Linked DNA regions of Homo sapiens: region 2 is linked to region 1. A link is an interaction called in ENCODE POLR2A ChIA-PET data of the cell type or tissue named here. Cell type or tissue: OCI-LY7. All regions are shown on one strand. Each heading gives the region's core, and the rest is flanking DNA. Links, peaks and the distances in the headings are about the cores only.

Region 1 (16,541 bases), core at 3,888-11,887:
CTTTTAGGGCAGGCCTGGTGGTGACAAAATCTCTCAGCATTTGCTTGTCTGTAAAGTATTTTATTTCTCCTTCACTTATGAAGCTTAGTTTGGCTGGATATGAAATTCTGGGTTGAAAATTCTTTTTAAGAATGTTGAATATTGCTCCCCACTCTCTTCTGGCTTGTAGGGTTTCTGCTGAGAGATCCGCTGTTAGTCTGATGGGCTTCCCTTTGAGGGTAACCCGATCTTTCTCTCTGGCTGCCCTTAACATTTTTTCCTTCATTTCAACTTTGGTGAATCTGACAATTATGTGTCTTGGAGTTGCTCTTCTCGAGGAGTATCTTTGTGGCGTTCTCTGTATTTCCTGAATCTGAATGTTGGCCTGCCTTGCTAGATTGGGGAAGTTCTCCTGGATAATATCCTGCAGAGTGCTTTCCAACTTGTTTCCATTCTCCCCATCACTTTCAGGTACACCAATCAGACGTAGATTTGGTCTTTTCACATAGTCCCATATTTCTTGGAGGCGTTGCTCATTTCTTTTTATTCTTTTTTCTCTAAACTTCCCTTCTCACTTCATTTCATTCATTTCATCTTCCATCACTGATACCCTTTCTTCCAGTTGATCACATCGGCTCCTGAGGCTTCTGCATTCTTCACATAGTTCTCGAGCCTTGGTTTTCAGCTCCATCAGCTCCTTTAAGCACTTCTCTGTATTGGTTATTCTAGTTATACATTCTTCTAAATTTTTTTCAAAGTTTTCAACTTCTTTGCCTTTGGTTTGAATGTCCTCCCATAGCTCAGAGTAATTTGATCGTCTGAAGCCTTCTTCTCTCAGGTCATCAAAGTCATTCTCCGTCCAGCTTTGTTCCGTTGCTGGTGAGGAACTGCGTTCCTTTGGAGGAGGAGAGGTGCTCTGCTTTTTAGAGTTTCCAGTTTTTCTGTTCTGTTTTTTCCCCATCTTTGTGGTTTTATCTACTTTTGGTCTTTGATGATGGTGATGTACAGATGGGTTTTTGGTGTGGATGTGCTTTCTGTTTGTTAGTTTTCCTTCTAACAGGCAGGACCCTCAGCTGCAGGGCTGTTGGAATACCCTGCCATGTGAGGTGTCAGTGTGCCCCTGCTGGGGGGTGCCTCCCAGTTAGGCTGCTCGGGGGTCAGGGGTCAGGGACCCACTTGAGGAGGCAGTCTGCCCGTTCTCAGATCTCCAGCTGCGTGCTGGGAGAACCACTGCTCTCTTCAAAGCTGTCAGACAGGGACACTTAAGTCTGCAGAGGTTACTGCTGTGTTTTTGTTTGTCTGTGCCCTGCCCCCAGAGGTGGAGCCTACAGAGGCAGGCAGGCCTCCTTGAGCTGTGGTGGGCTCCACCCAGTTCGAGCTTCCCGGCTGCTTTGTTTACCTAAGCAAGCCTGGGCAATGGCGGGCGCCCCTCCCCCAGCCTCGCTGCCGCCTTGCAGTTTGATCTCAGACTGCTGTGCTGGCAATCAGCGAGACTCCGTCGGGTAGGACCCTCCGAGCCAGATGCGGGATATAATCTCGTGGTGCGCCGTTTTTTAGGCCGGTCCGAAAAGCGCAATATTCGGGTGGGAGTGACCCGATTTTCCAGGTGCGTCCGTCACCCCTTTCTTTGACTAGGAAAGGGAACTCCCTGACCCCTGGCGCTTCCCGAGTGAGGCATTGCCTTACCCTGCTTCGGCTCGCGCACGGTGCGCGCACCCACTGACCTGTGCCCACTGTCTGGCACTCCCTAGTGAGATGAACCCGGTACCTCAGATGGAAATGCAGAAATCACCGTCTTCTATGTCACTCACGCTGGGAGCTGTAGACTGGAGCTGTTCCTATTCGGCCATCTTGGCTCCTCTTTTTTTTTTTTTTTTTTTTTTACATAGATGAAGGGGACCTCTCATAATAGATGGCACCTTGAGTTGGGTTGTAGCTGGCTTTTGCAGTTGCTTAGATGAGTATTGCATTGTTCCAGTCGTCCTATTCTGAAATGTGTCTGAGAATCCTGTTTTAGAGCCAAGCTCCATTCTAGCAAACAGTAGTGCAAGCCCCACTCCTTGGCCTGATTGATACAGTAATGGCACTGTCCACCCCCTAGCCACCCCGGGAGTACTCTCTGTGGGGAGTTTGCTGCTGCCGTCTAAACTGAAATGGACTTGATTTTCTCTTCTGAGTAGATGCTCAGCTGTAATCCATTGGGAGAAAATTCTTGATTTCTTGGGATATTTAGGAAGGCTAGCGACAGGTAGGAGCTTCTTTATTTATTATGCTTTTCTCTAGAAGCTTCATTGAATACATTATCTTCTGCCCCACACCCCAGGGCTTTGACCAAAATATCCTTGAGATACTGTGGCCCATATTCGGTCACAGAGGTGCACTGTTCTTTTGAAAGAATGGCATGCCGCAACTTACCTACTCACCTACAGAAGGTGAGTGCTGCAAGGCAGTCCCAGTAGGCACTTGGAGTGGAGCTTTGATGAATCCGAAGGATCATGGGCTTTGGAATCACAAGACCCAGGTCCAAGGCCTGATCTCTGCTTCTTACCAGCAGGCTGTGAAGGCTGTGAAACACTTCAAAGGCCCGTAATTTCTCAGTTTGTAAAAACAGCGATTTTCATTTCTGTCTCTTAGGGGTTGATTCAGTGAGACAGTGGCTGTGGAAAAACTTTATAGACTGTAAAGTGTTAAAGACATATCCTTTGTCTCTGTTCTTATCTAAGAATGATGTTTTAATGCTTTTGAGCAGGACACAGAGAGGTGCTACAGGGACAGGGTTGCTTCTACCACCAGCCATCTGGCTATGTTGATAACTGGGATCTGTGTACTTCTTGACCTGTGATGCTCAAGTCTTAATATGCATCAGAGTCACTTGGGGGCTAGGCCCCATGTCTCTAAAATCCCCTTGGTTGATCTGGGATCCATGTGTCATTAGCTCCCCAGCTATTCTGATGGAGGTTACCCATAAGCTCCACTTTGAGAAAAACTAGAGCGTACAGCTTGGACTAGATGACCATGGAGATTGGGATGGAAGGAAAAGCATGGTAGGGTCATGTCTGTGTGCACCCCTGAATGAGAGGCAAGGACTCCTTCGTGTTGAGTTAACCAACAGCTCTTCTGGGCTCTGCCACTATCACGTTCCATTTGTTAACAGTTGCTTCCTGTGTGTGTTTGTGTTTTTTTCTGGTTGGGATGTTTGGCCTCTTTTAGTTGTGAGAAACAATGCTGGGGCCATGAGTGTAAAAGCATCTTCTGTTTTATTGTTGGTAGCAATAGTTGCCTGGCTTGACTGAAAGTCATTTTCCTTGGAGGTTGTACCTAAAGATTTAGCGGATGGATCAAGACCATTGTCCTGCTCTGGCTTTCTGATATCACCTCACCTCATGGTGTCTGTGGGCTTAGTTTACCCTTCATTTATTTTGAGCACCAATGGACAGCTGTCTTTGTTTTGTGTGTTTTGTGAGGAAGATGTCTTGGGAGCCTTCAGTGAAGATAGAGTGTGTGTGTGTGCATGCGTGTGTGCGTGCGTGTGTGTGTGCTTGCGTGTGTGTGCGTGCATGTGTGTGCGTGTGTGCGTGCGTGTGTGTGTGTGCATGGTGGGATAAGGGATAAGGTCATTTGAGAGGATCTGGAAGCCAAGGGAAACAGGTCTGCTGGGAATTCCAAAATTCTGTCTAGTAGAAGATCTTAAAGTTTATTCCTCATCGGAGCTCTTAGCAGAGCCGGCACAAGCTTAAGTGACCTTGAAGCCTTTAGAAAGAGCAGCTTCTCCGCAATGCCAGTCACATGGCACAGAAGATCAAGATGTTGTTTAAATAAAATCTTGCAGCAGCATCCATTTCACAGGTCCCTGGGGCCGCGTGTAGTCAGTACTAGAAGGGCAAGACTTTAAAACAAGTATGTGGTGTAACAGTAGCATTCTTTTTATTTTATTTATTTATTTTTATTGTTTATTTTTTCGTTTTTATTTTTTTTTTGCCCCCAGTTGAAGAAGACCAGGAAAGAATCTTCTTTTAAAAAACTGAGCTCTATCTGTCCTGATTCCTGGTGCTGCTTCAGGTATCTACCTTAATTTTCTTATATTCCTATGAAGACAGTGGTTTGGATAATTGGAGGTAGCTATACACTGAAATTATTAAATTGTTTACCTTCAAAACAGGAGTAGACCAGAAATGCAGGTCCTTGTCCTCAGAACTGCAGTTCACATCATATTCAGTAATTAATTTAATAGTCACGTTTTCCTCCCAGGCTAGACAGGAAGGGCACTAACTTTGACTTAGGATCCCTTTTGTAGCTCCCACATTATGTGAGGATATCAATTTGCCTTCTGTTTATTTTTCTTTATTATAAAAATAAATTTATTATAAAAACTTTATTATAAAATTTTGCTGTCATTTAAAAATATACGGAAAAGGTGAAACAATGAAGAAATCTACAATCACCTAAAAGCAACTACAATGAATATTTTAGCTGATCTCATGCCAGTGATTCATCTGTATATATATATATATATATATATATATATATATATATATATATAGGGCTCCATGAATTAACCTAAATGACAGAGCAGGTTAGGTGCTTAATATTCTGAGGCCATCTAAACTCAACATCTTGCCTTTCTCTTGAGGGCAGCTCCTCCACTAGTCCCTTTTCTTCATGGTTTCAGAGACTTTCCCAGCCTGCCAGTCTTCATTTGGAGGCTTTCTATGGAGCTTTGTGAAATCACAGTAAACCCTTTGACATGCAGCGCTGTTGCCCACCTAGTCTTCAGCCTTGCTGTAAAGGTGAAGTAGATTAGTTAGACAGGGTTTTGCCCTTCTGACTCCTTGTTGATTATCTCTTTTTAGATAATTACTATTCATGTACCTTTCTCAATGCCCTTAGGTGAGAGAATAGCTTCCTTTCTTCCTGATTTGATTCTGTAGCATAGACAACCTTCCTTTCAGGGGGCTGGATTCATTTAACTCTTATCTTCAGGCCAGCTGCTGTGCTTGCACCTGGGGGAAGGAGGTTTGCTTGTGTGCTGCATGTTGACCCTTATACATTTTATCTAAGAGAACATTTTCAAATGAAAGAAGCTGTCTAGGCCTGGTGCGGTGGCTCATGCCTGTAATCCCAGCACTTTGAGAGACCCAGGCAGGTGGATCCCAAAGTCAGGAGTTCGAGACCAGGCTGGCCAACATAGTGAAACGCCGTCTCTCCTAAAAATACAAAAATTAGCCGGGCGTGGTGGCGGGCGCCTGTAGTCCCAGCTACTTGGGAGGCTGAGGCAGGAGAATCACTTGAACCTGGGAGGCGGAGGTTACAATGAGCTGAGATCGCGCCACTGCACTCCAGCCTGGGCAACAGAGCGAGACTCCGTCTCAAAAAAAAAAAAAAAAAAAAAAAAAAAGAAGCTGTCTCATGACCATGGCTCCATGCCTTCCTCTCCTCCTCACCTCCTCACCCCAACTACCCCTCTATTCTTTGCTCAAATCAAACTCCGGCTTGCCCACTAGATGAGATTTACTCACCCACAGTAGTCTGTATTTTTCCAAAGAAGAAAAAGAGGTATTCATGACTATATCCTGATAAATGATGAAGCCTTCCCTCCCAGCCCACTCTGAGTGAGTGAGTGACCCCTTTCTTCTCAGTTCCTGCTACTGAGTGAGTTTCTCTGTCTCTCTCGCTCGCTCTTTCTCTTTTTTTTTTTTTTTGGAACTGTTGTTTAGAAGTAAGAATTTGTCATTCTTACCAAAGCACTGGGCATGGGCCTGTTCTCTCTTGGGCTACTCTGACCAGGGGTTGGTTTCCTAGACCTGCATCCAGGTGTGTTTTCACGGAAAATACCCCTCCCTCTCTTAGGGTTTCCTCGGGCAGCCCTGGTGACGTTGGTCACAATGGAGGATGCTGAGAGGACAGTGGTGGTTGGGCACACCCTCTCGTAGAGCACAGGACCAATGTCTTCCTGACGGTGTTCACTCATTCCTTTGTGCGGCCATCAGATAGCAGTGGTGGTGCCTGGTAGTAGGGGAAGGTTTACAAACCCTGGGGCAGCTCCTGCATGAGGAGGGCCAGCACATTCAGGGAACTGAAATAATTCAGGCCCTCCTGAGCACAAGCTTGTCCTCTATGCAAAGGTGAAGCAGTTCATACACTCAGAGGATTTTAGAATTAAAAGGAACAGTTTTAACTGTTGGACTTTAGTCCTTCAATCCATCCTTATGGTTTTCTGGGAGAGAAAAAGGTCCACCGAGGTAAAGTGAGTTGCCCACACACGTGACTGGCTGATGTGGCCTGCAGACTCGTATCCCGGAGATCATGCCAATCTCAAGCCACCGAACATAATTATCACCTACTTCCAGAATGACATTCCATATCCCTGAAAATGGAAAATCAATTTTGAAACAATCTAAGCAAAGAAAGAGGACCATCTTCTGTGCTAGTGTGTTGTATGCAGTAGGAAGAACGGGCTTCGGAGTGGACACAGACCCATGTTCAAATGTAAATTCTTCCATTTACTAGGTGGGTGATTTCAGGCAGCATGCTTAACCTTTCAGAGCCTCAGTTTATATCATCAGTAAAATGAAGATAACCTTTCAAGAATTCATCAAAAAGATTAATGGAACAGTATCCATAGAGCACCTGTACAGCACATCACCTGATTTTTAACTTTCAAGAAATAGTGGTTATTGGCCATTTGTGATTAGAGATGTGTTCACTCCTCACTGATCTGTGTTTAGGAAGATAGCTTTTTCCAAATATGAAATTTTTATGTGTCTGGTAGAGAGAGGGTGGAAATGGAACTGTGGTTGTAAAGGCAAAATGACAAGAACGGCCACATTAGATCATTAACTGTTCCAAAAACCTCTCATCAGATGTTTTTCCAAATTCAGAAGATCCTAAGCCCAGTCCTTTAAAAAAATAATGTTAAAAGTATAGTGCTAAGAAACCCAAGACTTTCAACATTTCAAATCTGTCTGGGAGTACACATACAGAAAGCATAACAGATAGTTAATGGAATCTGTCTTTTTGATGATAATTATAGCATTCTTAAGTAGGCTGGAAACACATCTGTATACCTGAACTGCTTCAAAATTATTTGCTTCAAGGGGGCATTCAGTATCTTGCTAAACTTTCAAGTTAGAGATAACTACTGTTTAAATTGATGGCAGGTGTTTGATCTATAAATAAGAGCTGTACTTTGCACTTCAGCGCTCTGTTTACCTGCTGCACGGTGTTCATTTGCATCACCCTGGGAAACTGGAAAGGCCACAGGAATAGGCATCAGTGATACACCAGACGTGACAGCTGAAACACAGCCTTCACACTTACAAATTCCAGGAGGGACTAGCTCTCCTTTCAGAGGCAAGAAGCCATGTTGAATTGGAAGATGCATCAGTGAGCCTGGAGAGAGGTGAGAAAATCATATCAGAAGTGTAATGAGCACTAGGGATTTTGTCCAGAGTATGTGATAACCTCACTAGCTACTGAAAAATCTTGCCTAGTTATTTATGTTTTCAGTCAGCCTCAGTGTGGAGACTGCACTCCCTCCGTCTGCTCGGCCACGTGGCTTTGGCAGCCTCATCTCTTTTCAGCATCGTGCCCATATTTCAATTTGCTGTTGGGGAATTCTTTGAAAAGTGCGTCTTTCTCTGCAGTTCTCAGCTCAGTTCTCATTCAAATTACAGAATTCTGATGCTGGTCCTGGGGCTTACCCAGGCTAGACACATAAGCTCTAAGAGGCTTTCCCTTTTCCACGCTCCTCACACCTGAAACTGCTGCTCAGGTCCATAGCGCAGGTCAGAGGGATGATCAGTTCTTGAATCACTCCCCAAACCCTGCCCCCACCAGCCTTCAACTCCGTGGCTGCAGTGGAGACAGAGGCTTTGGGTGAATAACAGAGTAGGTGCTGTCGACTGGCTTCCTGACTACTCACAGACCACAGTCTTGCCAGTACCAATGCCATCTGTACAAGGATGCTTAGAGTTCTGGGAAGGGAGTAAGGAGGATTAGCGGGGGATTCTGAAACAGGTGCCCTGCCTCAGGGCGCCAGAGTCATGGGGGTCATCCCCAGGGGAGGGATCACCAGTACAAATTGCTGTACAGTGAGCCTGTCTCATACTTGAGCTGCAGAATGAGTTGTAGGCTCTTAGTTCTGAGTTCTGTGACAGCCTCTCCCAGCCTGTTGGGTGAGAGGCCTCACCTAGCAAGAGAGGTGATGTTTGTTCCAAAGAGCTGCTCTAACTCGAAGGCTCTGCTGCCTTGTGGTAGACTCCCAGAGTACTGCGGAAAGAGACAAGGCCGCCTCCTGCCCAGGCAGCAGGAAGAACTGTTAAACTTGGTGAAATTGGTTTCTGGTGGTGAAATGGATGGTACCCAATGAGTACTACTTACCTCGTTTGTCCCCTCTGAAACCAAAATCTTGGCTCCAGTGGTAAATTGGGTACCTGCATTTCAGCTACCTGGAGGGTCTCTTTATCTTGGGACTTTGTGAAAATGACAATGAGAGAGAACCTGTCATCTATGATGAAGACTCAGTACAGCTAATTCCAAATCTTTACAATAATAAGTTGTCAAGGATAATACAGAGAAACTTCTGCCACCAGTCTGCAGTTCTGTCTCACTAGGGAATTGTCCCTGAGCAGTGTGGCCCTGGGAAGCTCCTCTGTGCTGGCCTGGCCAGGATCCTCTTTTCATTGTCCCCTTTTTGTCCTGGTCAGGCACAATTGTGCCCGCACTAGGATGTTTTCTGCGTCTTGCCTCCTAACCACGCCAAGCTTTCAGCCTTTACTTGGGAATCTAAACAATGCCTTCCTGACGTTGCACTCCTTGTTCTCTCTCACCTGAGTGTTTTTGTCTGTATGACCAGCTGCCACACAAAGGAACAACAGCAGGGTTCTCAGGGAGGGGCACTTCTTTGGTTCACAAAGTTAGAACTCTACTCCTTCCTCCTTTTGAACTCACTGGGCTTGGGAAGAAAGCGCCTCTCCTGCTTTCTCTGTGGGTCCCAACTGAGGTGGGTGCTATTGGTCCCTGAGGGAGACACAGACAAATCCCCGAAAGCCTGGCATAGCACTGTCTGTCAGTGCAGGTTTCATACAGAGGGTTGGAGAAAGGAAATGGGTGCACAGTTGGAGAAGAGAAAAGTGGCAGATGGTTCTGCAGGTTTTTTCTTCTCTTATTTGCCTGACAGATGAAATTGTAATTGATTTACCAAATGATCACTAATAACAAGGCCCATACTTGTTATGTGTTTGATAGTAGTGAGCAGCAGGAACCAGAGGCAGTACAGAGCCCTGAGTTATTTGGAGACCTCATGAAAAGCCTTTTGAGCCCAGTCTGACTTCTTAAAATCACAACCGGCCAGGAGCAGTGGCTCACGCCTGTAATCCCAGCACTTTGGGAGGCCGAGGCGGGCGGAGGTCAGGAGTCCAAGACCAGCCTGGCCAACATGGTGAAACCCCATCTCTTCTAAAAATACAAACATTAGCCAGGTGTGGTGGTGCATGCCTGTAATCTCAGCTGTTCGGGAGGCTGAGGCACGAGAATCGCTTGAACCCAGGAGGTAGTGGTTCCAATGAGCTGAGATCGTGCCATTGCACTCCAGCCTGGGCAACAAAATGAGACTCTGTCTCACAAATAAAAACTAAAAAAAAAAGAAATCACAACCTAATTTATTTCCAAAAAAAAGCACTGTCCTGGGATGGGACAGCATCCCCAAGAAGAGGCTGAGGCACACTGCAGCCTCAATGGAGACAACTACACCTGCACAACAGGCAAACCTCAAGAGCCTCAGCAAGTTGAGAAGGCCAGTGTGTGCTTGAGAAAGGGGAAAGTGGCCAGCCTCACCCGGTCCAGGCGGCTCCCTCCTGCACCAGCTCTCAAGAGGCCAGCTCCTTCCTGAGTCAGGTGGTTCTCAGATAAAGTGAAAGTGGAGGCTACGCTTATTTCCTTTTGAATTCTCAGACCTGCTGATTTCCATTTTTGTTGGAGCCTTGTGTGATTGTGTTACCCTCTTCCCTTTTTCCTTTCAAAAGGATGTTTTGGGGCATCATGGCAGCATGTGGAAGAGTATGTGTATATGGGTGCCCAGGTTTGTGTATGTGTGTTACGTAGGTGGGGGTATGCATGCCCATATTGGTGCCAGGCTCTGAGAGACAAAGAAACAAGTATGCCATCTTTAGATCTGATTTTAAAAAAGAAACACCCCAGCCAAGGGCGTTTATCTGCTTAATGTACCAGAACTCAACTGCAGGAAACCCATTTCTATATTAGCATATCATGAAAATGTGCAGTGCAGCTGCCTGGGAACAGCCAGTTTATTATTGCTGGGGGCCGTCCTGGGTTATGATCTGGAAGAATTTGAATCGCCCTTTACATTTTTTTCTGTCCTCATTTTGATTTTGGCAGTGGCAGAAGAGGAGAATACTCTCAAGAGATTAAATTATTTCCCTTTAAAATTCTCTTGGAATCATAACGACTATTAAAAATTAAAGGCACCCATATCTCATGCTATTCAGCTTAACTGGTAATTAAAGTGCAATTAAATTTTTCACGGTGTAGATTGCTTCTGTTTTTTTGTTTTTTGTTTTTTTTTTTTTTCCCTGGGAAATTACAAACTCTGGGCTCTTGAGAGTTACAGGATTAATCTATAGACTTTTAATAATTCAGCTTTGATCAGGTGCCGTCACTTGATGCGTCTCTGAAAGGGAAGGGGGGACTGTAAAGTGTTGTTTTGTTATTAATGGTGAGTTTTAATTTTATTTGGTTTCTTAGAAACCAGGAAGTAACTACCAGTCCATGAATGCAAGGCCGTTTTCGAGTGCGGTTTTGAGTTGGCTGCGATTGCTCTCACTAATGTGTGCCGGTAATTCTCTCTCTGCTGCCAGGCCTGCTTCCCTCAAGTAGCATTGTGTAATTTGGGGTACAGTCCTGAGTTGTCACCAGTGAACAAGGTGTCAACATTGGACCGGAAGTTCGGAGGCTGACTTCGGTGGACCCTTTCTGGCCTTGGCCAAATGTTTCTTTTTCTCTCTTCTTCTTCCTCTCCAACCTTTTTTTTTTCTTTGTTGGTAAAAACGCGTTTGCATTGCAGAGCTGTAATCATAAGCAATTTCTTGACTTTTGTAAGACCTTTTGCTGACCTGAGGCTGATGGCCCCAGAGAGACCTGGTCAGCAGCATGGTCTCTGTGTAAGGAGAGTGGCCCTGGTCAGTTTGGCCAGGAGTGGAGGTGAGGGCTGCCCACTGTAGCCCGCCTGCAGCAGGACTTGCCATTTTCCAGCAAGCCTCCCAGTTGCACCATGCAGCCTGTGGGTGCTGCGTGGGAGGAGGAGTGAGCAGCAGCAGCCTGACCACACCCCACTCTTGACTGGTCCCAGAAGACACCTTCAGCCCTGTCCTCAATCCTGACTCATTTCTCTGTTCATTTCTAACTGTTAGGAAGATATGTCTTACCATTTTTCTCCCTCTTTTTTTTTTTTTTTTTTTTTTTTTTTTTGAGACGGAGTCTCGCTCTGTCGCCCAGGCCGGATTGCGGACTGCAGTGGCGCGATCTCGGCTCACTGCAAGCTCCGCCTCCCGGGTTCACGCCATTCTCCTGCCTCAGCCTCCCGAGTAGCTGGGACTACAGGCGCCCGCCACCGCGCCCGGCTAATTTTTTGTATTTTTAGTAGAGACGGGGTTTCACCTTGTTAGCCAGGATGGTCTCCATCTCCTGACCTCATGATCCACCCGCCTCGGCCTCCCAAAGTGCTGGGATTACAGGCGTGAGCCACCGCGCCCGGCCTTCTCCCTCTTTTAACCCACTTTGAAAGTTCATCTTTAGAAATAACACGTATCCCAAGTTGGCAAGGTGTCAGTTTAGGGCCAAGTTCCTGCAATATAGCATAGCAAGGAAGGGTTCAGGTATCGGAGGCAGGTAGGTTTCTGCGGCAACTCCATTGCTTTGAGATATTTTATTGTAGACATGGAATTTAACTTCCCTGAGCCTCAGTTTTCCCATTTCTAAAATGGATTTATTTACAGTACCTACCTCACAGCGTTGTGATAAGGATTAAGTAAGACAAATCCTAGCAATATGGATGGCAAAAAATAAGCATTCAACAAATATAAGCTGTTACTGTTTTTATTATTGATCATGAAATAGAACATCAGCATTTCTCTTTTTTACTTCTGGTATATTTTAATTCTGCATCCCCACTTTGGAGTAATTTTATAATATTTCCTAACAGACTGGAATTCTTTCTCTTCTTTCTCTTTCTTTTATCCTCTTTATGAGTAGCAAAAAAAGTTGAACAACTGGAAAGACCCCGTCTTCTTCATAACTGTCTTCCCAGCAGCTAACATATTCTCTGACACATAGTAGGCACTCAACTTGTAATAGATGGCCACAGGGTTGAAAGGAATGTCCAGAATTGATCAGATGATGGGGTAGGAAAGAAGAGAATCATTCTGGTTTCTTTATCCTTCTATCTCAAGTCATATGCTGCATATACTGAAGCAGTAGAAGGAACTTGGGAATATAAATTATATTAAAGCTGCAGATTCTTCAAATAATGTGCCCAAGCCTGGATTCTGAAGGCTTATTTGTCAGGTAAGACAGCAGATACTGAATCTCATATTAGCTCACAGGATAATGGCACAATGCATCATCAGTCTGAATGGGGACAGTACACAATTTTCTTTTGATTGCCTGGAGCCACAGACGGGGTGAGCACTGAATATTGATTTTTCAAAGGATGACTAATAGATGGTAAAAAAGCAAAATAGTTTTTGGTTTCAACCTATCCCTTTCCTGTGCCACAAATTTTGGCAGTAAATTAAAATAAACTTTTATTTCCCCAAAACAGGTAAAAGAGCAGAATTTATGCAGGAAGACTTAAGACACAAATGAACAGATGGCTGTGACTTTACAAATTGCACATCAGCAAATGTTTAACCAGCTCAGAAAATAGACAAAACTGATTAGAAACATTGAGTACTGTTCTGCTACTCTTATGGTTAGGATAATCTGACAATATTCTAGTAACTTTCATCTAATAACAATTTGATAATTTTAATCCAGTCTTAGGTCTTGGCTTGTGCAATTTTTCACAGTATACCTGACATCCAGCTTCTTGCTTCTGATGAGGACATAATAAACTTGCCCCTCTCTTATATTATCAACATTTGATTATGAAATAGCCTGATTCTTCCCTTCTCTGCATTAGTAACGTACTGGTTAAATCTACACATGTGGTAAACTTTTTTTTTTTTTTTCATTCTCACTTACCAGGAAATTCTATTTTCTTTTACCCAGGCTCTTACAATTTATCTGTGCAGGGTTTTAACTGCTTGGGCCTTGAACGCATGTACTTGTGAATCAGACTAGAAGCCAAAGCTTTTTTGAAGTTTTGATATGAAATGGGTCTTGCTTGTTGTGATTCAGTTCAACATTTTGAGATGGGTTGGTCCAGCATCATAAGCTTTTGTGTATGTGGTGGGTATCTTTGTGCTGCCACAACAAAATACCACAGACTGGGTAATTTATAAACAACAGAAAGTTACTCAGCACAGTTGGAGAGGCTGAGACACCAAGATCCAGGCACTGGCAGGTTCAGCGCCTGGTGAGGGCTGCTCGCTCCAACTTCAAGATGGTTCCTTGTTGCTGTGGCCTCCAGAGGGGATGAACTCTGTGTCCTCACGTGGCAGAATGCAAAAGGGCAAAAAAGGGGCCTAAGTTAGTTCCCTCTAGCTCTTTTATAAGGTACTAATTCATTTATAAGAGCAGAGCCCTCATGGCTTAATCAGTTCCCAAAGGCCCCACTCTTACTACCACTACAGTGGGAATTAAGTTTTTTTGTTTTTGTTTTTGTTTTGAGACGGAGTCTCGCTTTGTCACCCAGGCTGGAGTGCAGTGGTGCAATCTCAGCTCAATGCAAGCTCCGCCTCCCAGGTCCATGCCATTCTCCTGCCTCAGCCTCCCGAGTAGCTGGGACTACAGGCGCCCGTATTTTTAGTAGAGATGGGGTTTCACCACATTAGCCAGGATGGTCTGGATCTCCTGACTTCGTGATCCGCCTGCCTTGGCCTCCCAAAGTGCCACTGCGCCCGGCCGGGAATTAAGTTTTAACACATTAATTTGGGAGAACATCCAGACCACGGCAGTGAGTGCTATTGTGTGTGTATGCATGAGTATGTGCTTTAATAAGAAAGATACTGACTCAGCTGGGCGCGGTGCCTCACGCCTGTAATCCCAACACTTTGGGAGGCCGAGATGGGCAGATCACAAGGACAGGAGTTCAAGACCAGCCTGGCCAATATGTTGAAACCCTGTCTCTACTAAAAATACAAAAATTACCCGAGTGTGGTGGTGGGCGCCTGTGGTCCCAGCTGCTTGGAAGTCTGAGGCAGGAGAATCCTTGAACCCGGGAGGCGGAGGTTGCAGTGAGCCGAGATTGTGCCACTCCACTCCAGCCTGGGCGACAGAGAGAGACTCTGTCTCAAAAAAAAAAAAAAAAAATACTGACTTACGTAACTGGAAAGTCCAGGGATATCTGGCCTCAAGCCTGGTTGGATCCAGGGCTCAAAGGATCCAATAGGACATTGTTTCTCTGCATCTCTCTGTTCCCTCTTCTGTTGGCTTCAAAATCAGGCACATCAAATTTTAGAAATTTTCTTAAGCTGATAGGTTTGTGTGTTTGTCATTTTCCTTCCAGCTTTTGTTAACTCTAGAAATAATGATTTTCCTTTCCTTAAGAATTCCCACCTAATTCTAGTAGTTCCAGAAGGCATTTCTATAATGTCGTTTTGTTACATAATAACTTTTTAGCCTCCACGTGGCTGGGGTTTGCATTTGAGTTGTCGTCCATCTTCTTCCCACCATCATTGCACTCAGAGAAAAACCTGTAGAATACCACTTTCCCCAGCCACTGGGGGGCTTTGTGTGTATTTAACCATATGAAACTGTTGACAGTCACCATTGTTGACCTGTGAAATTGGCCAGTTCATACGTGAAATTGGCCAGTTCATATGGTTCAACCTAAAACACCAGGTTTGTAGTGGTAATTGTTTCTCAGCAACAGCAGTTGTGTCTAGAAAGCTTTGCATAAATTAATGTTTTTATTTTGCTGTTGGTTTGCTCCTAGCACCTCTCCTGTGCCCCAGTGTGACGAATAAACAGCTGGAGGCAAATGACAGAGTGCTTGCACATACGGCAAGCCATTCATAACTGAATCCCAGGTGCAAGATGACCATCTTTCATGTCACAGTCAGAGGTTTCGGCACGCCATTCCGGAATTTCACCATTAAATTAGGTCCTGTGAATCAGATAATGAAGAAAGAGAAGAAGTATTTTTAGAAGCTGTAGAGCTTCTCTGCCAGCCCTGTGAGTCTTGAACATTCATGCTTTTTAACTCATTTCTGGCAGTTTTGAGAGGCAAGTGGTGTCCACAGATTCATAAAGGCCAATGTTGCCTGTGTGCCAAGGCAGTTGGCAGCTGATAGAATTTCAGAACTAGAGAAGACTTTAAAGGTGATCTGATGGCAGCCCCTCAACAAGTCTCAATGACTTAAGAGATTTGCCCAAGATAAGAGCTTAAGACGAGGCCCAAGGTTTCCAGTCTGGTTCTGTCTTCCGATTATTCCATTATCTTGAAGAGCAATGCTGGCCTGGCAGATTCATTCCTCACTCTCTTCATAGCTTGACTTTTGTTGTTTTAAAAGAAATCACAGAATTTTAGGCCACCAACAGGCACCATGAGGGAACATTGGAAACTGGAGCCACCTTATTATCCAGAAAGCTCTGGAGCCCAAAGCCAGGCCCTAGGCTATAGCCTGAAGCCACTAACCAGGGGTAGCTGAAGCATGGTTGATTCCATCTCTAGTACTGCAATACTCCTGCTTTGGGGAGGTATGCAATGCAAAATGTATCTTTTTAAAAAACCAATCATTTTTCAAGAGATTAAGTTGAATAAAATGAAATTAGTTGTGACCTTGATATCAAGTAGCTATTTTCATAATTTGTAGTAAAGGAAAAAGAGAGTTGTCTTATGACTTGGGGAGAGGGGGAGGTCAGCGTTTGGCTCTCTGGCCCTAGGACTAGTGTAGTTGAGGTGAAGACTTCAATGGCTTCACAGCAGTTGTCTCCTGCTGAGCTTGTGGCCACTGAGAACTTCTAGAACTCCATGCCAGGAACACTACCAAGTCAAATCTCCCCATTCTGTGGGTATTCAGTAATTTTGTTGCTTAAATGCAGGTTTACTATGAGAGCAACTCAAATTATTTTAAATAAGTAATTATAAAATAGAACTCAGTGGAATACATTGGTGACAATGTTGTTTACGCATTCCTAACGTCAGTCCACCAGGAATCTCTGCCCTAAGGTTGTAAAACATGCAACCTTCCTTTAATCAGTAGGACTGATTGATTATATATAACAAGTCTTAAGAGTCTACAAATGGCGTTATTATATTTTGGAAGAACACGATTTGGTGACATTACTCAAAGGTTTTTTTTTTTGGTGTTTTGGTGTTTTTTTAAACAACTTACTTGTTTTATTCATGTGTCGTTGTTTTTGTAGATCCTTCCACAGAGTTT
Region 2 (16,541 bases), core at 6,934-14,933, 890 kb after region 1:
GAGGTCTGCAGTTCGAGACCAGCCTGGCCAACATGGTGAAACCCCGTCTCTACTAAAAGTATAAAAATTAGTGGTGGTAAGTGCCTGTAATCCCAGCTACTAAGGAGACTGAGCCAGGAGAATCGCTGGAACGCAGGAAGCGGAGGTTGCAGTGAGCCAAGATTGCACCACTGCACTCCAGCCTTGGCGACAGAGTGACACTCCATCCCAAAGTGAAAAATAAATAAATAAATAAATGAAACCGAGGAGAGTGGATGGTCCATGGAGTGCTACGTATATGCCTTGCCCATATTTTCCTTCTAAGACATGAGCATGCTTCGCGCCTGTCACCTTACTTTGCATCATATAATGCTGTAACCTTGGCCACACCAGACTGTACTCTGAAACAGCTCCACCAAAGCCAGTGGGCTATAAAAGCAGACCTCCGTCCATGAGGTGGCCTGGTACACGCATCTCCCCACACAGCAGGAGTAATCCATATTGAATGGTGATGAACTGACCTAATCAGATCCTTTATCTTCAGGACTTTTGAATGTGAACCAGAGAGAAAGCATAGAAATGGAATCTGAGGGCCGGGAGCGATGTCTCACACCGGCAATCCCAACAGTTTGGGAGGCTGGGGCAGGCAGATCATTTGAGGTCAGGAGTTCGAGACCAGCCTGACCAACATGGTGAAACCCCGTCTCTACTAAAAATACAAAATTAGATGGGCGTGGTGGCACATGCCTGTAGTCCCAGCTACTCTGGATGCTGAGGCAGGAGAATTGCTTGAACCCGGGAGGTGGAGATTGCAGTAAGCAGAGATGACACCATTGCACTCCAGCCTGGGTAACAAGAGAGAAATTCTGTCTCAAAAAAAAAAAGAAAAAAAAAGAAGAAGAAAGGAAGGAAGGAAGAAAGAAAGAGAAAGAGAAAGAAAAGAAAAGAAAGAAATGGAATGGAATAGAATCTGAGGAAACGAGTTAGCTGCGTGGGCATGACACCAAAGCAAGCGCAAAAAGCTTCAGCTCTAGAGAGGAGGCCACTTACCTGCCATTGCTTTTACAAAACATTGGTTGGAATGTTGGCCTGACCATTTTGGCCAGGCTGATCTTGAACTCCTGACCTCGTGATCCACCCACCTCGGCCTCCCAAAGTGCTGGGATTACAGGCGTGAGCCACCGGGCCCGGCTGACCTTTGTATTCTTGGTTGTTATTTTGAAAACTTGAAATAGGCTGGGTGCAGTGGCTCACGCCTGTAATCCCAGCACTTTGGGAGGCCGAGGTGGGTGGATCATGAAGTCAGGAGTTCGAGATCAGCCTGTCCAAAATGGTGAAACCCCGTCTCTACTAAAAATACAAAAATTAGCTGGGCATGGAGCTGCATGCCTGTAATTCCCAGCTACTCAGGAGGCCAAGACAGGAGAATCGCTTGAACCTGGGAGGCAGAGGTTGCAGTGAGCCAAGGTCTTCCCATTGCACTACAGCGGGGGCGACAAGAGCGAGACTCCGTCTCAAAAACAAAAAAAAACAAGGATCATTCTTTTCTTCATAAATTTATGTCTTTATGCAAATATTCCACACAGTAGCTTCCTAAAAGTGGAATTTGGAGGGCCAAAGGGAATCTGCACTTAACCTTTTAATTGATGTTGCCAAATACCTTTCTACCACTTGAGATCATCTAAGCCTCCTTTCCTTTCTTCCCATCTAGAGCATGTAACCAAGGTGGATTCAGCTACACTGGAGATCAGTTGCCCCATCCCCCTGAAGTTGATTGTGCCCAAGTTAAGAATATCTAGTGGAATGTGTTCCTTGTTACCTGAGGAGTGAAGGTGCGTCTGTTCGGGCTGTCAGTCTGTTTTGCAGCACCTCGCTCAGGTAAGCTACCCTGGAATGAATACCTCCTATATTTTGAAAAATCCTTGTGGTTGTCATTCAAGTACTGCTGTATGCTGGTGTCTATCCTCATAAAAGACAACAGTCAAAAAGACACACACATTAATTTCAAATGTGTGACGCAGGGCAGCAGTATGCACTGATATCGAACCTAAAGAAGATGAATGTTTTACATAAGGCTGCACCACGGAAATTTTATGTATGGAGCTTAAAGTTAGAAGCCAGCCTCGAAGTCTGCTATTTAGAGGGCCATGTCCAATGATATTCAAGTTAATAAAGCAAAAATTGAATTAAGGAGGCCAAGCATATCCTTTTAAAATGTAGCTGACTAAAGTGCTGATAGCGAAGCTATCAGCTGGCTTTTGTATTTTTTGGCTTTTTTTGTATTTTTAGTAGAGATGAGGTTTCGCCATGTTGCCCAGGCTGGTCTCAAACTCTTGGGCTCAAGCGTTCTGCCTGTCTCAGCCACTCACAGTGCTGGGATTACAGGCGTGAGCCATTGTGCTGGGTCTCACAATTATTACTGACAGGTTTTTTCCTTAATGATGCACAAAACAATGGTTCACCTTACAATCAATGACATCTTCAATTAAGCGTGTTGAGGCTGGGCGCAATGGCACAAGCCTGTAATCCCAGTATTTTGGGAGGCTGAGGCAGGTGCATCACTTGAGGTTAGGAGTTTGAGACCAGCCTGGCCAACATGGTGAAACCCCATCTCTACTGAAAATACAAAAATTAGCCAGGTGTGGTTAAACGGAAGGTCTTCTTCATTCAATAACGATTCTTATAAGTCTGCATGCCATGTACCAAGGACTCAGAGACAATCAAGACATAGTCCTCGACCTCAAGGACATGACGGATCTATGAGACATGAAATAGGAACACAGTGTTAGGGGCAACTAGCCTGTCCTGATGGACCTGGGGTGGATTTCACAGAGATGATATTTAAATGGAGACTGGAAAGGTAAGTTGACATTTTCCAGGTGCAAAAAGAAGGGGAAAAGCATTTCAGGCAAAGGCACAGGCGTGTAAAAGGATCTGGCAAATCTAAGGGATGTGGGAAATGCGAGAATTTCCATGCTTTTGGAAGACAATGATAATACAGGTTTCGTCAGAAGTGTTCCATCTGAGGAGCATCCTTTATGAGCCACATCTCAGACTGGGCCCTTTATTTCTGTCTTCTTTCCCTGTCTGGAACGTGCTATCCAATATGGAAGTCACTGGCCACATGTGGCTATTGAGTGCTTGAAACATGGTCAGTATGACTGAAGAACTGAATTTTTAATTTCATTTTAACTTAAATGTAAAAATGCATACACTTGATTTAGTTGTTGGAAAATTTTTTAGTTTGTGAAGAATAACTTGGTTATGTGAATCTACTTTTTCAACTATAAATTTTATGCACTCTAAATACAGATCAGGCCAGGCGCAGTGGCTCATGCCTATAATCCCAGCACTTTGGGAGGCCGAGGTGGGAGGATCACTAAAGGTCAGGAGTTCGAGACCAGCCTGGCCAACATGTTGAAACCCCATCTCTACTAAAAATATCAAAAAAAATTTAGCTGGGCATGGTGATGCATGCCTGTGTAATCCCAGCTACTCAGGCAGCTGAGGTGGGAGGGTCCCTTGAGCCCAGGAGGTGAAGGTTGCAGTGAGCCGAGATTGTGCCACTGCACTCCAGCCTGGGTGACAGAGTGAGAACCTGTCTCAAAACAAAAACTAAAACAAAAAAAAACAAAGAATGTAACACATCTCATTGATGACTTTTTATATTGATTACATGTTGAAATGATATTTCAGCTATATTGGGTAAATAAAATATATTATTAAAATTAATTTCATCTGTTTTCCTTTTTAAAATGTGGCTACTAAAATTTTTTGAATGACATACATGGCTCATACTATATTTCTATTGACATTGCTGGTCTGGACCCTCCTCACTCATGCTTGGAGCTCTTTAATAGTTCCCTAACTATTCTTTGTGCCTTCTCTTGTTATACATACTCTCTACTAGTTTAATCCTCTCAAAACACTATTTTAGTTTTTTGGGATGGGGTCTCACTTTGTTGTCCAGGCTGGAGTGCAGTGGTACAATCATGGCTCACTGCAACCTCCACCTCCTGGGCTCAAGCGATCCTCTCACCTCAGCCTCCTGAGTAGCTGGGACCACAGGTATGCACCACCACACCCCACTAATCTTTTTAAATTTTTTGTAGGGATGGGATCTTGCTGTGGTGCTCAGGCTGGTCTCGAACTCCTAGGCTCGAGCAATCCTCCCACCTTGGCTTCCCAACGTGCTGGAATTACAGTTGTAAGCCCCTGTACTCAGCCTTCAAAGCACTACTTCTACCAAACGAGGGATGCAAATTCCTAAATCACTTCTCAAGTCCTAGAACATCAGCTCCCTTCTCCCTCGCCAGTCTGTTTCATGGGCCTTCTCCATTTCATCCAGCCCTCCCTTCAAAATCCAGCTCCTTGTTTCCTTCTCTCTGGCCCCAAACCTCAGCTCCATCTTCTGATTCTTCAAGAAAAGCTAAAAAAAATCCAGATTTCTATTTGGAAATTTCTGATTTGCAAAATGTTGACAACTCTGACAGAGACGGCCTACCCAATAGCCATTCCCCCTTTTCCTTAGAACACTGCTTTGAATCTGGGCAGCAAGCTTCCTGGATAAAATAATACATTTCCCAGTCTCTCTTGCACCATGGGTGGATAATAAGATAAATGGGGAAATTAAAGGCAGCCACCTCAGCTGGGAAATGTCCCCTTTTGCTCTCTCCGTCTTTCTCCTTCCTGATAGAATGAATGCAGATGGCTGGAACCCTGGCAGCCTCCTTGTATCATAAGACAGTACTGAGAGTGAAAGCCATATGGCAAGAATGGTGGAGCAGAAAGATGGCTGCCTAGGTTCTGGCTGACTCTGGAGCCACCATCTTGAATTGCCTATCTTTGGTTTGTCTTTTACATGGGAGAGGAATAAACCTCCATCTTATATAAGCCACTAATTTGGCTTTTCTATTCATATGTGGCCAAACCTAATTTGACAATTACTTCAGTGGTTTAAAAAGCACTGTGGGCCAGGTGCGGTGGCTGACACTTGTAATCCCAGCACTTTGGGAGGCCGAGGCAGGCAGATCACAAGGTCAGGAGTTTGAGACCACCCTGGCCAACATAGTGAAACCCTGTCTCTACTAAAAATGCAAAAAATTAGCTGAGCGTGGTGGCAGGTGCCTGTAATCCTAGGCAATTGCTTGAACCCGGGAAGTGGAGGTTGCAGTGAGCAGAGATTGTACCACTACACTCCAGCCTCAGCGGCAGTGGGAGATCCGTCTCAAAAAAAAGCACTGTGAAGATGCAAAGAAACAAAACAAACAAACACAAAACGTGCCTACGGTGCACCTAAAAGCAAAGCATCTGGGCCTCAGTTTACCAATTTGAAAAACTGGTTCATTTCATTAAATGATCTATGAAGCCATTTCCAGGATTAAAACTTTTTGTACATGTTAATTTATTAATCACATATATGAGTGCCTGTTATTTACCAGATACTATTTTAGGTGCTGGGATACGGCAGTGAGCAAGAACATAAATTAAACTCCTCTAACATTTGCACTGTGAATCATTCAGTGCCAATCTTTAAGCCAAGATCAGCCACTCGCACAACTATGTGAACAAGTCATTTAATTTCTGTGTTCTGATGAGTCTAATCACCAAGGAGGGTTAATAATGCTTTAGCTTGGCTGGGTGCGGTGGCTCACGCCTGTAATCCCAGCACTTTGGGAGGCCAAGGCGGGTGGATCACCTGAGGTCAGGAGCTCAAGACCAGCCTGGCCAAGATGGTGAAACCCTGTCTCCACTAAAAATACAAAAAAATTAGCTGGGTGTGGTGGCAGGCCCCTGTAGTCCCAGCTACTTGAGAGGCTGAGGCAGAGAATTGCTTGAACCCAGGAGGTGGAGGCTGTAGTGAACCAAGATCACACCACTGCACTCCAGCCTGGGTGACAGAGCGAGACTCCGTCTCAAAATAAATAAGTAAAATAATAATGCTTTAGCTAGGCTGGGTGTGGTGGCTCACATCTGTAATCCCAGCACTTTGGGAGGCCAAGGCGGGGGTGTCACTTGAGGCCAGGAGTTTGAGACCAGCCTGGCCAACATGGCGAAACCCTGTCTCAACTAAAAATACAAAAGGTAGCTGGGTGTGGTGGTGCATGCCCGTAATCCCAGCTACTCCACAGGCTGAGACAGGAGAATCACTTGAACCTGGAGGCGGAGGTTGCAGTGAGCCAAGATCACACCACTGCACTCCAGCCTGGGAGACAGAGTGAGACTCTGTCTAAATAATAATAATAATAATAATACTTTACCTCACTAGCAATAGCTAATATATGCATTGAGTGCTTGACATAGATGATCTAATTTAATCCTCACATGAGGTGATCCCCAATGTCTTGAGAAAAATAAGAAGAAATTAGGTAACTTGTTCACAGCTAGTAAGCACTAGAGCCATCTTCAAAACTCAGTTTAATTCTTTGGACACTTTGAGGATCAAATGAAAATAATGAATGCGAATATATATGGGGAAATTAGCAATTGCATACAAATTCTTTCTCTAAGGTCACGAGAAAGGTCACTTGAAAGAGAACTAAAACAAAGTTTCTAAGTAGATGATGTGTGTTACATATATAAAGAGCTAATAGGTACTGCTTACTTCCTGTCAGAGACATTGCCAAGTGCTTTGTATCTACTGCCTACCAGGAATCAAATAGTGGCCTACGTGCTGAGGACACAGAGATGAATCATTATGAACAGGTATACTGTAGAAATGAACCCACTATATTTGGGGAACATGATTTAATGTTAGCATTAAGCCTCAGCAGACAGTAACATCCTGCTTTCTTTCTATATATCCTAACGTGTTTACCAACTTATTATAATTAGCTGGGTCACTGCCCTGATCAATATCCCTGAATAATAGTTCCTTAAGTCATTTCATCTTTTGGTTATTTTTTCAGTCTTGGAAGAAAATAACCTCCACAAAAATGCTATGAGGAAAACTTAAAAATGTTAACTTCTGCAATCCCTGTTACATATGACAAGTTGAACATAAGTCTTTATATCACCTCTCCCAAAATTCTACTAAAATGAGCACATTTAAAATTAACCATGGATTAATTTAAATGTGCTGATAACAAGCACATTTAAAATTAACCATGGGTCAGAGACCATTCTAAAGGCTTTTGATATATTAATTGGTTTAATCCTCACAATTAAGGTACTAATCCAGTGAGGTAGGTACTCATATTATCCTCATTTTACAGAGAAGATTCTAAAACTTTCTAGAAAGATAAAACAGGTCACACATAAAAGATCAGGAATTGGAATAACGCCATATTGCTCTATGTCAACATAAAATCAGCATTCGTTTTCTCAACAGAAGAAATTGAGAGATGCCTTCAAAATTCAGAGGAAATGTGCTTTTCAAACTAAAATCATAATCCCAGCCTGTAGAAGAAAGTAAAATAAAAACATTTTCTACCGTGCTCTTGCACAGCAAAAATTTTATTTGTCCCATGCTTTTTCTCAGCAAGTTACGGGCAGATGTACACCCCTCCCCACCACAACGCACACATGGCAAATCAAGAAAGATGAGTACATGAGATCCAAGAAACAGGAAATCCCACACAGCAAGGAGTTCAAGAAAATTTCCAAGTTGTTGGTGAAGAAAAATCCCAGGTGTGTGGTGAGCTCAGAGAGCAGTCAGTCCTGGTTAAAATAGGCAGAGAAGGTTCTGGTAAGAAAGTATTCAAGAAAAGAATAAAACTAATGGGTTATTTCATGTATTTGATCAGTTTACATCTTTATTGGAACATTTAGGGTTGATTTAGTAGTAAGTACACAAAAAATGAAGTAAATAAAAAAGTGAGGCTGGGAGTTTGAGACTAGCCTTGGCAACGTAGCGAGACCTCATCTCCAAAAAAACAGAAAAACTGGCTGGGTGTGGTGGTGCATATCTATAGTTCTAGCTGCTTTGGAGGCTGAGGCAGGAGAGTCCCTTGAGCCCAGGAGTTTGAGGCTCCAGGGAGCTATGACGGTACCACTGCGCTCCAGCCTGGGCAACAAAGCAAGACCTTGTCTCTGAAAAAAATTTTTAAATGATTTAAAGCAAGACAATTATTAACCAGGAAAAACACATTTAAAACTTTAAATTAAAAATCATTAAAAAGTAAAAGTTAACAAACATTAGGAGAACCAAAAAGAGTGTACAAGAAAAATGTAATTAGCTGTGAACTATATAAAGATGGAAATGCTATTTATTTAACAAAAACAAGGATATGACTACACTGGAAAAATGATGGGAAGGTAATGGAGCAAGAGTTGGGAATTACCCTTCTCAAAAAGAAACAAATACATTCGGCCAGGCATGTGGTTCACACCTGTAATCCTAGTACTCCGGGAGGCCGAGGCGGGCGGATTACCTGAGGTCAGGAGTTTGAGACCAGCCTGGTCAACATGGTGAAACTCTGTCTGTACTAAAAATACAAAAAACAATTAGCCAGGCATGGTGGCATGTGCCTGTAATTCCAGCTACCCGGGAGCCTGAGGCAGGAGAATCGCTGGACCCCCGGGAGGCGGAGGTTCCAGTGAGCTGAGATTGCACCACTGCCACTCCAACCTGGGCGACAGAGCAAGACTTCATCTCAAAAAAAAAAGAAAGAAAGAAAGAAAGAAATAAACAATTACATTCAAATAATCAATAGGTTGAGTTGATCATGGTTGCCTCTGGGCAGTGGGTTGGGAAGGTGGGACAGGAAATGCGTTTTTTCATTATAAATGTAATGACTCCCATGTCCTAACTTCAATTCTTTAACCTCATGTACACAAATTAAATTTAAAAATTACTATAACTTGTGTAAACTATCCCCTGACTTTTCCAGCTGCCTGATGTATCAAGTCAAATTCTTCAGCCTGACCTTAAAGTTTCTCTACAATCTGTCTCCACCCTCCCTATATAATCTTATCTCTGATTTTTTCTCCCATCTCGTACTCTTAGTTTCAGTCAAGAACTATTCACTTGGCCTTCCTTAACCCTTTCCAAACATTATGCACCCAGCCTGGGATGTTCTCCCTTTTATCTGATCCAAACCCCTACCAGTGGATGGAAGAAGCCAGCACTAGAGTGAAAGTTATTCTCTGAGAACATTAAGAAGCACCAAAATGTTGTGAATGAGCTCAGCAGATTGGTAGTTTGATACACTGAGAAAGAATGAGTTCATAGAAGAGGGATAGTCTGTATGTATCTATAAAAGTAAGTTGCTGAATTATTCCACATAAATTCATTAAGTGCCTACCATGTGCCAGAGGCATATTACCCTGGGTGCATATAACAGGAGGAGGTATAGTTAAATACCAAGAATTCAGAGGGACAAAGGTATTACAATGAGTCTCTAGAGGACTAGAACTTTCTAGAAAAAAAGGAGTCAATGAACAACCACAAATGTCTCATCTACTAAGCAGACACGGTCTCTGTAGGGAGGGACGCTATGGGCTTGATGATATTTAGAGAATGGTTTATCAAAGTTCCATTTTGTGTCAGGCTAGGTGCTTTACATTCATTAAATCTGGCCCGCACGATAGCTCAATGGGATATATCTGTTACTATTTGCAGTTTGCAAATGAACAAACTGAAGCTCACGAAAGCCAAGGTCTCACAGCCAGAGTCAGAGGTGAGATTTTAATGCCCATTCTTGCTCCGCTACAGTCCACGGCCTCCACAGCCAACCAAATCATGCTCACCAAATCATGCTCACCAAATCATGCTCACCAAATCATGCTCATCAAGCAAACTTCTGATTTAATTTGACGTCACATGTAGGAGAAATGCTCTGGTTAGTCAATCTAATCTTACTTTACTAGGCAGTTGTAGTAATAATAAAAATATTGACTGATAGCATATATTGAACATTCGTTGGGCGCCAGGCTAAGAATTCCATGTGCGTGGATTAGAAACTATTATCCCTCCTTTACAGATAAGAAAACTAAGGCATAAAGGATGTTAATAACTTGCCTGGTGGCACACAACTATGAAGAGAGAGAGTCTGTGCTCTTGATCATTCTATGTATTGTCATCTAACATACACAATATTATTGAAAATATGACTTATTCATTTAAATAATATGTAGTGAGCACCTACTCCATGGCTTGGGGCTTGCTGGGAGAATATCAATGAAGTATAAGACCTAGTCTCTGTCTTGTAAATATGTACAGTTTAAGTGAGGAGGCAAGACATACGTAGTAAAATTATTGGATAACAATCAAGCTTTGTATATAATTAAGTATTGAATTGATTAGTGCAACCAACAAGGGCATTGAGATTTCAGAGAAGAGGAGCTCATTGAGCTCCGAAGCAGAGAAGAAGTTGGGGTTGAACAGAACCCAGCAGAAGAGAGAGAGGATTCTAGGAAAGAAATGAGAATGGTGTCTAGCGGAAAGGGACCTACTGGACCCAGTGGGTAGAGCAGTAGGATCCACAGGCAACTTCCTTCACAGCCTTACCTCTGACATTTTCAAGTTCAGAAGCGCCCTTCTTGGGCTGCTGATCCAATGCTCTTTCCAATTCAACTTTTTTTTTTTTTTTTTTTTTTTGAGACAGAGTCTCGCCCTGTTGCCCAGGCTGGCCTGGAACTCCTGCGTGATCCTCCCTCCTGAGTAGCTGGGATTACAGGCATGCATCACCCTCTGGCCAATTCAGCTTAAAACAAGAAAGTGCCAACACGGTAGCCTGAGCTTCTGAGTTTAACCCCTTCATCTCCTAAATTAGCTCCTAAGAGATTCAGGGACTGGGAGACTGTATGTCACCGGAAGGTAAAGCAAAATGTGTCTTGTTCATCACCATATCCCAGCGCCTCTAACAGAGACTGCCTCTTGCAGGTGCTCAATAAATGTTTATTAAGGAAGGAAAGAGCCTGCATAGCTAGCTGTCACTGTAGCCCAGTGGTTAATAATGTGAGGGGCAGCAGGGTGGGGTGGAGCCCAAACTCCCAGCTTAACATCTGGCTCTGCCGTGTGCCAGCTGTGTGATCTTACACAGTCACTTCACCTGCCTGTATCTCAACTTTCTCATCTGTAAAATGGGTCCTATGAGAGTATCTTCCTCATAGGGTTATTGTGAGTATTAAATGAATTAATAGACACAAAACACTTAAAACAGGGCTGGCATCTATTAAGAGCTACTTATGTTGCTCTTATCAGTAGACTGGCTCCAAAGCCAGACCACATGGATTGAAGCCTATCTTTGCTGTTTATGAAGAGAGTGGCTTCTCTGAACTTCAGTTTTTCCATTTGTAGTGTGGATATTATACTAACATAATAGTATCTATCTCATAAGACTATTGTAAGGATTAAATGAGTTAAAAGCATACAAAGCACCTAGCACAGGCCCGGAGCATCCCTCGATAATATAAGACAGTTACTCTCCTTGCTTAGTCACTGGGCTTTTCCTCTTACTCCACCACTGCAGCTGGCAGGTGGTAGCACATGTCTGAATTAGGCAAGACTTTATTTATGGAGTTTGTGTAGTTCTACCACTATCAGTTCCTCTTCGGCTTCCTTCTAGGGTAATCTGTACTTTAAAATAAATTTTAGACTTTTTATTATGCAATTTCCAAACATATATAAAACCAGACAGATGAACACAGTGAACCCCCAGGTACCCATCTCCCAGCTTCAATGATTATCCATCATACCACAATTACTTTCTCTCCTTACTGCCACTAGGTTATTTTGAAACAAATTCGAGATACAATTTCATCTATACTATTTCACTATGCGTCTTTAAAATCGAAAGAATATTTTTTAACATAACCACAATCATATTGCCACTCCTACGCATTTTTATAGTAATTCCTGCATATCATCAAAAAGCCAGCCAGCATTCAAATTTCCTTGATTTTCTCATAAATTATTTTATTTTACTTTTGCTTTTTTTTTTTTTTTTGAGATAGGGTCTTGCTCTGTCATTCAGAGTGCAGTGGTGTGATCCTGGCTCACTGCAGCCTCAATCGCCCAGGCTCAAGCAATCCCCCCATCTCAGCCTCCCAAAAAGGTGGTACCACAGGCATGTGCCACCACGCCTGGCTAATTTTTTAATTATTTGTAGAGACAGGGTCTCACTATGTTACCCAGGCTGGTCCTGAACTCCTGGCCCTCAAGCAATCCTTCTGCCCCAGCCTCCCCAAATGCTGGGATTACAGGCATGAATCACTGTGCCCAGCCAAATTATTATTTTTTAATTTATTATTTTTATCATGGTAAAATACACATAACATAAAATTTACCATCTTATTCATTTTTAAGTAAACAGTGGTATTAAATCCATTCATAATGTGCAACCATTACCATCATCCATCTCCTTAACTCTTTTTTTTACAATCTAAAAAAAAAAACAAAAAAATACCAGTATCCAAACAAAGTCCGGATGTTGCTTTTGTCTGAAGTTTCTTGGTCTCTTCTGACCCTAGAGGAGTTTCACGCCCTCCTTCTCTACCCCCTTGCAATCTATTGTTGAAGAAACTGAATGATGCGTGCTGTAGAGTTTCTCACTTTCTAAATTTTGCTGATTTTGCTTCCCCATGATGTCATTTAATATCTTCCTCTGACCCCTGGAATATTACATAGTCTTTCATAATACGTCAAAGACTTCTATGGTTGTGTCAGAAGGCTACAGGAGCCCTGGCTGAAAGTGGGGTATTTGGGCCATCAAATAAATAAGTAAATAAATACTGTAGCATATTAAGACACATCAAGTATGGTAACATCCACCGGTTGAGAGTAATGCTCCAAAAATAGATGGATTGGTCACCTTTGGAGAGTGCTAAGGAAACAACTCTTTATTCCAAAAATAAAGAGTAAGGATCAAGTATTTATTTTGCCCTTCCTGTATGAACTGTATTTAGGGTAGCCAAATAATTGATGGGAAAAGATCCTGCTGATACATGAAAGAAATGATAAATTAAAATATTGCCATTTTGCAACCTCTAATGAAATGAAGTATCTAAGCAATGATTATCAATGGCTGCTGAAACCACAGGTGAAGAGCTGAAGGAGAACTTTATAATGGACATATCGGGTTGACAGGATCCGAGCCCACTGATCAATCTTAACATCCCTGAGAGACACCCCAGCAGGTATGATGCGCACTGGATGTGACACAGTAGGAAGTCTGCAGCCTATGAAACAGACATACCAAAACAAATCTGAATCTGAGCAAGCCTCTCTGTGTAGCTCCCAGCTCGAAGGTAGTTTGTACTTTTTTTTCCAAAATGAGCAAATACTAAATAAAAAGCCAACAAAAATCCTTAGGCACATGTCCAACTGAACACCTCCTCATGGTGAGTGCGGGAAAACAGTCCTAGTCAGTACATTTGGGCCCCCACAGTTATAAAACCATCACATTCCCGAGGTGAGAATAGTTCTGCATATAACAAGTGGAAATTGCAGAGCGGAGGGGGCTTTGGACTTTTGGATGAGCACGGAGAATCTTTGTTTATCCTAATCTACAAGGTAAACTCGTTTCACACATGACACGGCTTTCAAATACATGGCTACTGCGTTCAGGAAAACGGTGTGACAGAGGCAAGCTGGCATCTGACAGCGGAATCATCCGTCAAGAATCCCTGGCGACGTGAGAGAGAGCGGAGGTGGCTCTGACGCGCCCACGCGGCTCGGGTAGTCTCCGCAGCCCCCGCGCGCACGTGGCGCGGTGTGGGTGTGCGCGCCCCCGAGCTGCCGGCTGCGCCGGTGCGCGCAGTTGTCAAGTGGGCTGGTGCCTGTCCCCGCCTGCCTCCCCGGGTCCCCGCCTGCCTGCCCGGGTCCCCGCCTGCCTCCCCGGGTCCCCGCCTGCCTGCCCGGGTCCCCGCCTGCCTCCCCGGGTCCCCGCCTGCCTCCCCGGGTCCCCGCCTGCCTCCCCGGGTCCCGCCGCGTGGTGCCCAGGAAGCGCGGGGCTCCTCGCACACGCTGCCGGCCTCATTATTTCTTTAAACCTGTTCGTATTTATAATCCAATTCCGGAAAACCCAAGACCCATAGGCTTCTCCCTCCCTACGCTCCAGTCTCAAATTCTGCATTCCTGGGTAAAGCCATGTAGATGCGGATCTCATTTTGACAGATAACTAAATTACATATATTTCGAAAACCCGCAACTCTCATAAGATTTTTACCAGCTGGCCACCAGTGCCCAACATATTGCACATTTTGGAGTCGTTTAGTTCTCCACTTTCTACTTACGAGCACTGGTACCTTTTTTTTTCTTTTTTAATTTATTTCAGGGATCACATGAAAAAATATGAATTACAAGGAATGAAATTTCAATACAAAAATGAGTCCTAGATTCTTACCTTAGGTGGACTCTAATTATTATTATTATTATTATTATTATTATTTTTTTTTTTTTTTTTTTTTTTTTTTTTTTTTTGAGACAGGGTCTCGCTCTGTCGCCCAGGCTGGAGTGCAGGGGCGCAATCTCGGCTCACTGCAAGCTCCGCCTCCCGGGTTCACGCCATTCTCCTGCCTCAGCCTCCCGAGTAGCTGGGACTGCAGGCACCCACCACCACGCCCTGCTAATTTTTTGTATTTTTAGTAGAGACGGGGTTTCACCGTGTTAGCCAGGATGGTCTCGATCTCCTGACCTCGTGATCCGCCCGCCTCGGCCTCCCAAAGTGCTGGGATTACAGCGTGAGCCACCGCGCCCGGCCTATTTTTTAACATATAGGAAGATTTCAAAGTCCACTGGATTCTTACTATTTTGCTTTTGAATGCATAAAAGAAACAGCCAAATAACACTTTTCAATAATTTATTTTTAAAAGTTATTTTATTCCTAAACAGTAGAGTTCACATCTTTTTCTGCTAAGTTCTTCCACAAGCTGGCAAAGGATCCAAGATGTAGCCTGGCATTTATCTTTGTTCTCTTTGCCACTCTCATGGAAATATGGTGAATGCAGTCCGTTCTTAACGGTCGTATTTAGCCTCGGTTCTGTGAATTCGATTTTCTTTTCCTTTTTAAAGGCGATAGAGTGGGATCCAATAGACGTTGGAGCTGACTCTGAGCTTTTTTGACTTGTACGTGTCACATCTGAAGGCAAGTTCCCTCGTGCTGGATGAAAGCTAAAAGGCTGGGTGCCCGGTTTACCATCAGCTCAGGGCAGAATAATGATGCGAGGCCTGACATTTAATACACCAGTGATCCCAGATATTGCTGCTGAAAGCTTTCTCCACAAAGCAGGAACCAGAAGAACCTTACGGCAGTGTCTGACTTTAATTCACAAGTGAGGGAGCCGTGAGGTGAGGGTCAACTATCACGTGTCTCTTCAACACAAGGGAAAGAACTGCCCAGCAAAGAGAACCCTATGTATGTCATAAATATGAGCTCACAGAGTGCGTGGACCCTTTCAACGCAATGTCAGAGGCTGCCTCTGCAGAATTGTTTTAGATAGGTTTTTAACCCTGTGGGACCCTGCCTCATGGGAACAGTGTCTATGCTGCAGTCTCTAAGCAAAGAATAGACTGGGATGCCTTTTGTAGGTTATATCTGCATGTTTTTTTCTCCCTCTAAGTCACCTTACCCCAGAAGCTCTCTTTTTATAAGATATCCTACTAGGATTCTTTAGGAGGGGAAGGGAAATGTGATTCTTATGTACGGCAGCTGTCATTTCATGTACTTGTCTTTACTTCTTTGTTAGTGGTGCTTATCACAAAATATTATTAATTACTTCAATTCACTAATTATCTTGTTTTTCAGTTGGTTTCGACAACCACTAAGGGACATTACTAAGGCTCTGCTTCAAACCAATACCGTGATTGTTAAAGTTTCAAATGTGTATTTCATAAGCAATTGTTGCTAAGGATTTTTTGTTGAAAAGATAAAAAGTATTATTTGTTAAGTATCATCCTTATCATGACATCAATATACTGAATATGGCTTCCACTTTTTCCAGGGCATTGAGAAGGCCTGAGCTTCTCAAGGTCATGGCCACCCCATTCCCTTCCAGTGTTCTAACACTGCTAGGACTATAGGCTGTGCACAGAGAGTATTTGCTAAATAGACAAGAGGCTCCTATTTCAACTTAGTTCATTTTTTTTGTTATAAGAAGTGGGCACTGGTGAGAAATCATGGAGCACAACTAAAAAGAAAAAAGAAAGCTTTGAAAATTTCAGCTCTGCAGAGACTGTGGGAGGAGAGGAAATCCTACCTGTAAAATAAAAACTTGTCTTAAAAAATAAATATAAGGAGAAACTAAAACCTAAAGTGGAGAAATGAGATACTGGGCTTGATTTCATATGCCATCCTTGCCCGCAATGAACTGGTTATCTTAATGGAACACAATAAGTTAATTTATCATGCTGATATTCAAAAAACAAACACGATGATTAGCTCAGGTTCCCTTAAAATAATTTCCTTTTAATTACACATAAGCAGATACTTATTATGCTGAATTAATTAATCTTAGAATAAATTAATCTTAATGTATACTGATACGGAGCATTATTCCATGTCTGAAAATTGGCCAGAATTTTTTCTTGGTTATGAGAGAGAGCCTGCCGTAATCTAAGTCTATGTGGGATTCTTTGACGTACAAAGAAGTTATCAACTTGTAGAGCTGGGAAGAATCTT

Evidence for each region. Peaks named below come from ENCODE experiments on the same cell type or tissue, not always from the same donor. Only the 100,000 strongest peaks of a DNase experiment are listed, where the experiment ranks them.
Region 2: POLR2A ChIA-PET joins it to region 1 with 6 read pairs; 1 of 35 experiments calls an interaction of 5 or more read pairs at or near these places.

What each region holds. Positions count from the first base shown.
Region 1 is chr1:245,801,839-245,818,379 of GRCh38, reverse strand. The region is part of intron 10 of SMYD3 (SET and MYND domain containing 3); the gene reads left to right. Among named protein-coding and RNA genes, the nearest start is that of SMYD3-AS1, 300 kb to the left of the region's middle. RefSeq lists enhancers at 932-1,546, 1,547-2,162, 7,576-7,665, 10,968-11,127. In OCI-LY7, for the core only: no CTCF peak of the experiment used is centred there; DNase peaks (open chromatin) are centred at 7,179, 9,889, 10,239, 10,829 and 3 weaker places; H3K4me3 peaks cover 5,133 bases; H3K27ac peaks cover 5,608 bases.
Region 2 is chr1:244,916,015-244,932,555 of GRCh38, reverse strand. No RefSeq gene overlaps it. Among named protein-coding and RNA genes, the nearest start is that of DRC8, 45 kb to the left of the region's middle. RefSeq lists a silencer at 13,553-13,912. In OCI-LY7, for the core only: CTCF peaks have their summits at 13,656 and 13,857; DNase peaks (open chromatin) are centred at 10,925, 11,385, 12,415, 13,635 and 2 weaker places; H3K4me3 peaks cover 3,458 bases; H3K27ac peaks cover 4,300 bases.